Regions from separate parts of the Homo sapiens genome. Here region 2 is linked to region 1. The links are chromatin loops, found by intact Hi-C in ENCODE. Cell type or tissue: psoas muscle. All regions are shown on one strand. Links, peaks and the distances in the headings refer to the core of each region. The heading gives the core; the rest is flanking DNA. Region 1 holds the start of LOC105372857 (a long non-coding RNA gene). Region 2 holds the start of CTSE (cathepsin E).

Region 1 (5,378 bases), core at 184-5,183:
GTTTATCCTTGTTTCTTCATGTCATATATGTTGGCCATTCCAACACCATACTTTCCAGCAAGATGCTACACACTTACACTGCTGTCCAGTTTCTCCAGCAGCTTGATGTTCCGTGCTATAGATAAACATGAATGCTTCCTCTTTTTCTTATCACTGTTACCCATAGAGATATTTGGCAGGCCTTCTGGACATTTTCAACAATATATTTACACCACAGGCAGAGAATGAGCAAAAAAACACAGTGAGTAATGCACACAGTTTTGGCCCCCTGTGGGGCATTGTGGGAATGGGCCATTAACACGTCTGGCCCTGTTATTACCCTTTGTGGGTGTGCCTGGGTGAAGGGAACCTGGGCACGTGCAGAAAAAATACATCACCTATGAGGGGGCTGGGAGGGTCTTTTTCCCTTTGGGAATGTTGAATAAACTGTGTGCTCTGTGCCTACATTTTGACTGAGACCTGTCACATGAGGTCGAATTAGAAGTTTTCTGCCTGTGGCATCATGTCAGCACCCAAAAAGTTCCAGCTTTTGGAGCATTTCAGATTTCAGATTTTCAGAGTAGGGGTACCGAACCTGTAATAATATAAAGGAAATGGGGGATGACTCCTGAGTGCAGGGTTTCCTTTAGGGGTGATGAAAATGGCCTGAAATTGATGGTGGCGCACAACAGTGGGTGGTTGCATAACTCTGTGAATATACTAAAAACCACGGAACTGTGCACTTTTAATTGGTGAAATGTGTGGTATGTGAATTCTATCTCATAAGGCTAATATTAAAAAGAATCATATAAAACATTTGCTTTGCTATGATGGCCAGTATGCCATCCCTCCAAGTAGCTCTGACATTCATTCATTTATTCATCCATTCATTCATTCTACAGATATTTCTTGATAGTCCACTATATATGTGGCTCTGTGCTAAGCACTGGGATACAGAGTTGAAGAAGATAGACATTGTCCCCATCCTCATGCTATTGGGAACATAGACTTTAGATAAAAAATTGCACTGAGGTGTGATGAATTTTTTATTATGGAAAGTTAAAAGGAGACAAGGAACATACAGCAGAGGGTCCTATCACAGTCTTTGGTCAGAGAAGGTCCCAACTCTGATCTAGGGAGTGGAGGGAGGATTCTGGGCAGAGGAAAGAGCAGAAAGTCCCATGAGAGAGAAAGTGCCCAGTGCATTTGAAAAACTGAGAGCCAGCCAAGATAGAGGGGAGCGGGTACGAGGCAGTGAGGAGTGATGAGGCTGCAAAGGTGGGAATGGGCCGGATTACGGAGGCCCTTGTTTGCTGTGTTAAGGAGTCTGGATTTAACCGACAGATAGTGCTAGCCCATTGAAGGCTAGTTGGTCAGTCAAAAGGAGGCAAGATTAAGTTCTTTTTAGAGGAACCCTCTGGTTGCAATGTGGAGAATAGACTGGAGGAGATAAAGAGGCCATTAAACGGATGTTTTAAATATGTAGGAGGTAGAAATGATAGGATTTGGTGATTGAACTACTTTGAATGGAGGTGGGAAGGAGAGAATTCCAGGGTGACTCACAGATTTCCAGCTTGGGCAAGTGGGTTGGTTGCGCGAGACAGGGAGTCATGGAGGAACAGCGGGATACTTTCGTTTCAGATGTGTTGAGTTTGAGAACACGGGGCCCAGTATGCATAGTGACAAAAACTCAGACTCCGAAGCCCAACAGGCCCTTCCACCTTATTGCTGTGTGATCTTGGAGAAGTTACCTAAGCTGTCTGTGACTCCACTTCTTAGAGATGATAATAATAATAATACTAGCTTTCTCAAGTGCAGTAATGAGAGTTATGAGTTAATATATGTGAAATACTTACAATGTGTCTGGCACACTTAAAGACTATACAAGTGTTTATCATCATCATCATGATTGTTGCTATGATATGCCCAAAAGATGAGTCCAGGAAACAGATGTATGCACCTGTCTGCTGCTGGCAATGTAGATTTTAGTGGCATCAGCAAGCAAATGGCACCTGAAGCCTTGGGAGTAGAGTGAGAGGGCAAAGGGCCAGGACAGAGCCCTGAGGTGCTCCCACATCAGAGACAGGTAGAGCCTGCCAAGGAGATCCCAAAGGCCTGGTAAAGACACAGGAGGAGCCAGGCATGGTGGCTTATGCCTGTAATCTCAGCACTTTGGGAGGCCAAGGTAGGTGGATTGCTTGAATCCAGGAGTTTGTGACCAGCCTGGGGAATATGGCGAAACCCTGTCTCTACCAAAAATACAAAACTTAGCTGCCCATGGTAGTGCACGCTTATAGTCCCAGCTACTTGGGGGGTTGAGGCGGGGTGAGGGGGATTGCTTGAGTCCAGAAGGTTAAGGTTGCCGTGAGCTGTGATCACACCACTGCACTCCAGCCTAGGTGACAGAGCGAGACCCTGTCTCAAAAAAAAAAAAAAAAAAAAGACACAGGAGGAATGTGGTGGGTGTATACAGATGCTGAGCCATGAGGAGCAGTCATAAATGTTAGGGCTTCTGGCTGTCACCCTGCTTTCTTTGGGCAGTAAAGACCACCTCCAGTTGTGGTGTTTCAGGGGACATGCTGGAATTCAGTAAATTGAGTTTTTAATATCTATGCCCAGAAACATATTTTCAGAGTACATTACGGGAATATGGTATTTTTACAAAGCCTAAAACACATCCTCTTTTTTTTCTTTTTGAGATGGAGTCTTGCTGTGTTGCCCAGGCTGGAGTGCAGTGGCACGATCTCGGCTCACTGCAACCTCCGCCTCCCAGGTTGAAGCTATTCTCCTGCCTCAGCCTCCCGAGTAGCTAGGATTACAGGCTCTTACCACTATGCCTGGCTAATTTTTTTGTATTTTTAGTAGAGACAGGGTTTCACCGTGTTAGCCAGGATGGTCTCGAACTCTTGACGTTGTGATCCACCCACCTCGGCCTCCCAAAGTGCTGGGATTATAGGCGTGAACAACCGCGCCCGGCCCATTCTCTTATAAAAACAAGAATCCTCTTGGAATAAGGGCCATGTTTCTATGTTCATCAGTTTTGTATGTTTGGACCTTTGTACATTGAATGTGTCCTTTCTTCCTTCTGGGCTAGATTTTCTTCCACTGTTTTGTGCCAGTTTTAAATTCCTACCTAGATCATCAGCTCCTTAAGGAAATGAAAAATTAGGGGCGGCATGAAAGACTTATTTGTTGCGTTCCTGTTTATGAAGATCTGTTGCTAAATGGTACCTGAGACAGGTTCTAAAAAAAAGGGTTTTAACTCATATGGCTTCTTCCATCTAATGATGGCAAAATACGCCTACTGATTTAGTCCATTCAACTGACCAATGGGAAATAATCCTTTATAACATAATCAGTTACAATCAGTTGTTAATTTTTTACACTTTCTTTTTCTTTTTTTTTTTTTTTTGAGTTGTTGGACAGGGGGCGTCTCACTTTGTTACCGAGGCTAGAGTGCAGTGGCATGATCATAGCTCACTGCAGTCTCAGCCTCCTGGGCTCAAGGGATCCTCCTGCCTCAGCTTCCCTAGTAGCTAGGACCACAGGCATTCACCACCAGGCCTGGCTACTTTTTATTATTTTTTTGTAGAGATGTGGTCTCGCCATGTTGCCCAGACTGGTCTTGAACTCCTGGCCTTAAGTGATCCTCTCACCTTGCCCTCCCAAAGCGCTGGGATGACAAATGTGAGTCACTGCTCAATGCCTTTTTTTTTTTTTTTTTTGCATTTTCAACAGCATCTTATAGTTTACAGAATATTATCATATAATATCATCAGTATGATGGTTAATATTGGGTGTCAATTTGATTGGATTGAAGGACGCAAAGTATTGTTCCTGGGTATGTCTGTGAGGATGTTGCCAAAGGAGATTAACATTTGAGTCAGTGGACTGGGAGAAGCAGACCCACCCACAATCCGGGTGGACCCATCTAATCTGCTGCCAGCGTGGCTAGAATAAAAGCTGGCAGAGGAATCATGAAGGGCTAGACTGGCCTGAGTCTTCCGGCCTTCATCTTTCTCTCGTGCTGGATTCTTCCTGCCCTTGAACATTAGACTCCAAGTTCTTCAGCTTTTGGACTCTTGGACTTATACCAGTAGGGCGCCAGGGGCTCTCAGACCTTCAACCACAGACTGAAGGCTGCACTGTTGGCTTCCCTACTTATGAGGTTTTGGGACTCCGGCTGGCTTCCTTGTTCCTCATCTTACAGATGGCCTATTGTGAGACTTCACCTTGTGATCGTGTGAGTCAATACTCCTTAATAAATTCCCCTTTATATATACGTATATCTTATTAGTTCTGTCCTTCTAGAGAACCCTAATAAAATCAGCCAATACCTATCAATCAATATCATTATTATTTCAATTTTACAGGTGAGAAAGCCTGGACTTATAGAAATTAGTTACCTTGCCAAGTGTTGTACACAGTAAGTGAAGGGCCAAGACTGACGGCTGATAGGACAGGGGTGACCAGTGGTGGGGAGGGTAGTGGGAGCAGTCCATCCTGGAATCTGGCATTCAAGGGGCGCATTGTCTGTGGAGGATTTAAAAATAATAAAACCAACTAAAGGCAGTCTGCTTTTTATGGTCACCAGGCGCCAGCAATTCTAAATTTCAGTGATAAAATATTCCTCCTCACTGGACACGAGAAGCTGGCTTCTCCTATTCCCCAGTACAGTAGAAACATTAAGAGAGCAAGTGAGCCTCATTTCCAGACACATGGGAGATTTCTCTCAGGACTGTGCAAAGCATTTCATGTTCCAAGACCCTGCCTTTGTTAAAACATAGATGCATTTTTTTTTCTTTGGGGATGTTCAGAGCCTTCCAGAATTATGCTTTCCCAGGAGAGATAACAACAGTCACATAGCCAAACGTCTAGCAGTGCTTCTGCCTACCGAACAGAATTTCCTGAGAATCTTCTGGAAAAGCAGTGCCCAGTCACTCATTCTGCAAAATGCACTCAGCAGCTCCTCTGAGAGAAGCCGTGGATATAGGGGGATGGCAGGAGAGAAAGGCAGCTCTCCCTGCCAGGCGGGTGAGGGGCAGGACTATAGACCCTTCTACTGAGGGCGAGCTGGTAGAATTTCTCTCAATGCTCAAGACCGAGGAGTTTATCATTCCCTTGACCCCTGGGCTTTAGCTAGAAATGTCCAGAACTCCCCCATCCTAACTGAGAAGGGCAGTTGCTTGCCCCAAACCCACAAAGACTAATTCTTTTTTTTTTTTTAATAGTAAATGCTATTTTTTTCTGTTGGATTTTATAGTATTGCTAAAAAGTAACGGTGAATTTATACATATATGTGGTTATCTTCATATGTAAACAATAGCATATATTTGATGTTGAAATAATCTTTTTATTTGTCCGTCCTCTAAGCTCCCAAGGAAATTGAAAATACCCGA
Region 2 (5,378 bases), core at 310-5,309, 50 kb after region 1:
ACCCCAGGCACTGAAGCCCCACCATCTGTTTATGAGGCGGGTGGCCACAGAGATAGGCTGATGGTGAGGGGGTTTCACACACTGCGGTAACTAAGGCCTGAGCCCCACCCACTCTCCACCCCTGCGCTTAGTCCCACTTGACAGATAGAAGATCCTATTGTCCCTGAGCACTGTTAAGGGCTGAACTTTGTCCTCCAAAATCCATGTTGATGTCCTAACACCTAGTACCTCAGAACGTGACTGTATTTGGAGATAGGGTCTTTAAAGAGGTATTAAGGGTAAACGCAGTCATTAGGGTGGGCCCTACTCCAATATGACTAGCGTCCTTATAAGAAGAGGAAATGTGGATGTGGACACAGCCACACGCTGAGGGAAGACCCATGTGAAGACACAGAGAGAAGGCAGCCATCTGCAAGCCAAGGAGAGAGGCCTCCGAAGCAACCAAGTCTGCCAACACCTTGATCTTGGACTTCCAGCCTCCAGAATAGTGAGAAAATAAATTTCTGTTGTTTAAGCCCCCTGTACTTTGTCATGGCCGCTTTAGTAGACTCATGCGGGCACTTGCTGTAGACGCTGACCCCCTTGACCCTCCCTCGCTGCCCCTGCATTCTCCTCCACACACCCCTGAGCCCCAGCCCCAGATTCATCAAGTCCTTAGAGTCAGGAGAGTGGGCTCCATAAATCTGCAGCTACATTTTCCCATTTCAGGGCCTTTGAGGAGTGCTGGTTTGTGCTTCAAAGTGGGCCAGGGAAGGATAAACTGCCTTTGGAGCATTTGAGAGATTGAGGAGAGAACAGGAATCACCCAGAAAACAGACTGACGAATATTTTGAGTTAGAATCCTGCCACCCATGACAAGTCAGCTCCCACCCCTCCAGAGTCTCCAGCTAGAGCACTTGCAGTAAGAGTTCAGTGGGCCTTTCCAGGCAGCCAGGCATGTGCTGCCCTCCGGATTCATTAACAGGGTTTCTTGGGGTCAGAGGAGGTGCCAAAGCCCTGAGAGAAGCCAAGCCCCAGAGGACTCCCAAGTTCTCCCCGCAGACTCATATTCCTCTTGTAGGTGGGAAAGGGACGGAGAGGTGCAGGGGGAACGCCCTGTTCCACATGCCGTATTTACTCTGGGCATGGCTAATGACTCCAGGGCCTTATCATTCGGCCCTCAGACTGGGCTGGGCAGGTCTGAGAGTTAGGGAAAGTCCGTTCCCACTGCCCTCGGGGAGAGAAGAAAGGAGGGGGCAAGGGAGAAGCTGCTGGTCGGACTCACAATGAAAACGCTCCTTCTTTTGCTGCTGGTGCTCCTGGAGCTGGGAGAGGCCCAAGGATCCCTTCACAGGTGAGAAGACGTCCCCGCACTGTGTTCAGCTGGGTAGTCCCATGCCCTGCAACTCAGGGCTGCTCTGGGGTAGGAAAGCTGATGGGGAGGTGAAGAGGAGGAGAAGCTGAGGGCTTGCGTCAATGCATGGAAGAGACTCATCCAGTGACCGCCTGTGTATGGCCTTAATCTCCAGTCCTCAACAAGTCATCCTCCTGCCTCCACCTCCACGGAGGTGCCTTCCCAAGTCCCAGGGGTCTTCTTGTGTTGCAAAAGAGCAGGAACCTGCAGTTGTGGTTTGTAGCTCAAAGCGCCCCAGGACTTCCCCAGGGGACTGACCATCACTGTCCCCAAGAGTTTTTCTGTCCCTTTAAATCAGCCCTTCGTGATGTTCATGTAAAACTGTAGACCGCCCCACATCTCCCATTTTCCTAGATCTCAAAGACCTCAGCTCCAGGAGGGGAGCCATTTCCACTCTAAGATTCTAAGACTCTATAGGGCAGAGATGAGGCCGGGCAGGCTGAGTGGCAGAGAGGACGCTGATCCCACCTGTATCCTGCGTGCTGTCTTGCAGATCCCCCCCTCCCACCCCATCTTCTCTAGTTGGCCCCTGAGAAAATGGGACGAGAATGGGGGGAAGAGGGAGGCAGAAGTACATCTCCTGCTTACATGGGGGTTTGTCTCCAGGGTGCCCCTCAGGAGGCATCCGTCCCTCAAGAAGAAGCTGCGGGCACGGAGCCAGCTCTCTGAGTTCTGGAAATCCCATAATTTGGACATGATCCAGTTCACCGAGTCCTGCTCAATGGACCAGAGTGCCAAGGAACCCCTCATCAACTACTTGGATGTGAGGCCTCCTGGGGTCAGGGCTGGGGAGAGGTGGGAGCGGGAGGAAGGCCCAGCATTAGGGCATGGCCAGTGCCACATCAGTAGCACCGAAGGCCATTGTGGATTTCTTCACTTGGATGATGATCCATGGGGACTGATTCCCTGGGTCCCCATGGAGTTGGCTAAGCAGGCCCCCATGTACCCAAATGTCAGAGTTCTCTGCAGAAGGAAAGGGCTGGGAGTGAAAGCATCATCCCACACTGAAGGCCCCTGCTTCTGCTCTCAGCTGGGCAGCTTACTGGCTGTGTACCCTTAGGCAAGTTACTTAACCTCTCCCAGCCCCAGTTCCCTGGTCTGTAAAACAGATGGTTCTTCCTCCACTGCCTCTCCTACAATGTATTTATAAGAATCAGGTTAGTGCAAGTAAAATCAAATGAAGTAGCCAGAGGCTTGGTTTGATTTCCTCCTTCATGGCCATTTCTCTGCTCCTTTTACCTTTTATTTTCCAGCGTTGCCACTTCCTAGGCTCTGTAAACTCCAGTCTGTATTACCCCAGGCTCTGGCCCCTGGGAGCTTTCCCCTGGCTTCCTGGTGAGCACCCTTGTCCCTCCCCACCACCCACACCCTCTTTCCTTCTCACTCTTCCTTGCAGATGGAATACTTCGGCACTATCTCCATTGGCTCCCCACCACAGAACTTCACTGTCATCTTCGACACTGGCTCCTCCAACCTCTGGGTCCCCTCTGTGTACTGCACTAGCCCAGCCTGCAGTAAGTGGGGCCAGGAGCACCAGCAGAGAATGTCTGGGGGCTAGTCCTGGGAGGCCAAGCCTGGTACTCTGGGGAAGGGGGGCTTAGGTTCCAGAAACTGGCCATCCCTGCCACACCAGCTTCCACTCTCCATCTTTGAGTCAGCCGTGGAACTGCTTATAGCAGAGATAGAGCAAAGCCAAGGAAGAACTAAAATGTGGCTGCTGTCCAAGAGAGTAACTTTCATACTGATCAGAATTAATAGAAAGAAAGCCATTGAAAAGAGAAATCTTTGACATAATGACTCACTTCCTTTGGAACACCCAAAGGAATGTAGGGGAAGTTTAATTTAATTGGTTATTTCTGAGCAGGGAGGTGAGTCGGGTTCTAGTGTAGATAGTCTGCTTGTTTCAAGGAGGCTTGGTAGCCTTATCTCCTGGTGCACACAGGTGGGGCTGGTGGGGCACAATGGCATGGGTGGGTCCATTTGTCCAGAGGTAACTCAGAAGTTTCAGTGAGGATTGGAAAAGAAGAGCTACAGAAAGATGTCTTGTTCGATACAGGACAAGTCCCAGAGACAGAATGTCTCTGGAAACCCCAAGGCTAGAGATGTCCATCGGTTGGGAGAAAAGTTGGGAGTAATTTCCTGGGGCAATTGTTTATCCCTGAGTTTCTTTTGAAGCCAACCTCTGACCCACAATGGGTGGCAGGGACTGTGGCTGGCGCCTGATAAATGACACTTATCTTGGTGTGCCTCATGAGGTCATTGTGGACAATCAGGTTTGCTCAGGGATAGCTATTTGGTCCCCAGTTAGGCCACATCTGTAGCTAGAGGGAAATGTAGTTGTTCATTAGGGAGGGGCATCACCAGGCTTCTAGGGGCCCCCACTCAGTGTTGAGAGCTGAGGGAAGAGACCCTGCCGCTGTGGGGCTGGGTGGCATTAGGGCAGGGATGCAGCCAGTGAGCCGATGGCATAAGCAAGAGCAGTGCACTTCTTTCCAGAGACGCACAGCAGGTTCCAGCCTTCCCAGTCCAGCACATACAGCCAGCCAGGTCAATCTTTCTCCATTCAGTATGGAACCGGGAGCTTGTCCGGGATCATTGGAGCCGACCAAGTCTCTGTGAGTGCAAGTCCTTCATTTTTTCTCTCTTGGACAGAAACTTGGGAGACTTATTCAGAGGTCTTACATTTCAAATCTGCCTCAGGAATGGGTGGAAACAGGGGTTAGCACTAACTTCTAGGAGAAAGGGCAAGCAACACTCCCCACCTGAGATGGTGGCAGTGGGTCAGTCTCCACAGCACGCTGGGCCCTGGGGGAGAGCAGCACAGGGGGACTCTGGCAGGAAGCAGTGCCCAGTGCACAAAGCCTGGTGGCAGGGTGCACAGCTGGATCTCCAGTCTCTAGGGCATTGAGGAGATAAAACCACGTCTCCGTCTTGAAGGATAAAGAAGTCCACACCAGGGGGAGAGATTTGGACTCAGTAACATAAGGGGGCAAGGTCTGAAATGGGAGTCCAATCACAGAGGCAAGGCAGAAGCCCAGTTGTCCAAAGGCCAAGGTCCAAACTGAACTCAGTGCTGAGCTCATGAGCTGTTCCTCAAACTCCCTCTGACCTCTGACCCTCTGACTCCCTCTGAAGTCCTATGGGTCCTAGAACTATGGGAATCAGACAAATGTGGGGACAGAGAGCCAGGTACTTTTTCAGGCTTATAGACAGCAATATATGCCTGGGCCTTGGGAGAAAGAGAGGTTGACCTACTCCTGGTGAACGTTGGTCCCTGGGGTATTCCCGAGGCCAGCAGGGCACAGCCTTCATCAACATCCCTTAGAGTGGGTGGAGTAGGACATATTATCAACTGAAAGAATGCCAGAAGCAGAAAAACACCATCTATGTAAAAATATCATACAGATAAAACAATGTACTGTATTTTCTATTGGAACTATGTATGCGTGTGTATACACACATTACATATATAATATATAATATATAATATCCATATATGAATATATGTAATATACAGTATATTTGTATATATAATATATATCCATCTGTATATATTATATAGATACAATATGTAACATATTAAAGTATATAATAATTGCATAATTATATCATATAATACATGTTATATATTATATAATTAATATAATATGTAATACATTACATTAATATATGTTATATAATATATAATATATTATAGAATATAATTGATATAATGTATTATATTAATAATATAGTATGTGTTATATAATATATTAATATGTTGTATGTAATAATATATTACATAATATATTATGTTAATCTATTATATAATAGATTAACCTATTATATAATAGATTAACATAATATATTACATAATATGTTAATCTATTATATAATAGATTAACACAATATATATGTAATGTGTATATATTATGTTATATATAAGATTCTATATATATTATGACATATACATATATATTATATATCTAATTACATATAATATATA

The links. Hi-C counts contacts between places; a loop is a spot of excess contacts. Peaks named below come from ENCODE experiments on the same cell type or tissue, not always from the same donor. Only the 100,000 strongest peaks of a DNase experiment are listed, where the experiment ranks them.
Region 2: it touches region 1 in a loop (5-fold over the local background); 4 of 110 quality-filtered maps call a loop at or near these places.

The regions. Positions count from the first base shown.
Region 1 is chr1:206,069,873-206,075,250 of GRCh38, reverse strand. All of the region lies in intron 1 of RHEX (regulator of hemoglobinization and erythroid cell expansion), which reads right to left. It overlaps LOC105372857 (a long non-coding RNA gene), which reads left to right and starts at 2,897. Exons shown (of 3, transcript XR_922473.3): 1 at 2,897-2,937. In psoas muscle, for the core only: no CTCF peak of the experiment used is centred there; no DNase peak of the experiment used is centred there.
Region 2 is chr1:206,019,679-206,025,056 of GRCh38, reverse strand. CTSE (cathepsin E) reads left to right here and starts at 1,162. Exons shown (of 9, transcript NM_001910.4): 1 at 1,162-1,333; 2 at 2,000-2,156; 3 at 2,790-2,907; 4 at 3,890-4,008. The coding sequence starts at 1,266. In psoas muscle, for the core only: no CTCF peak of the experiment used is centred there; no DNase peak of the experiment used is centred there.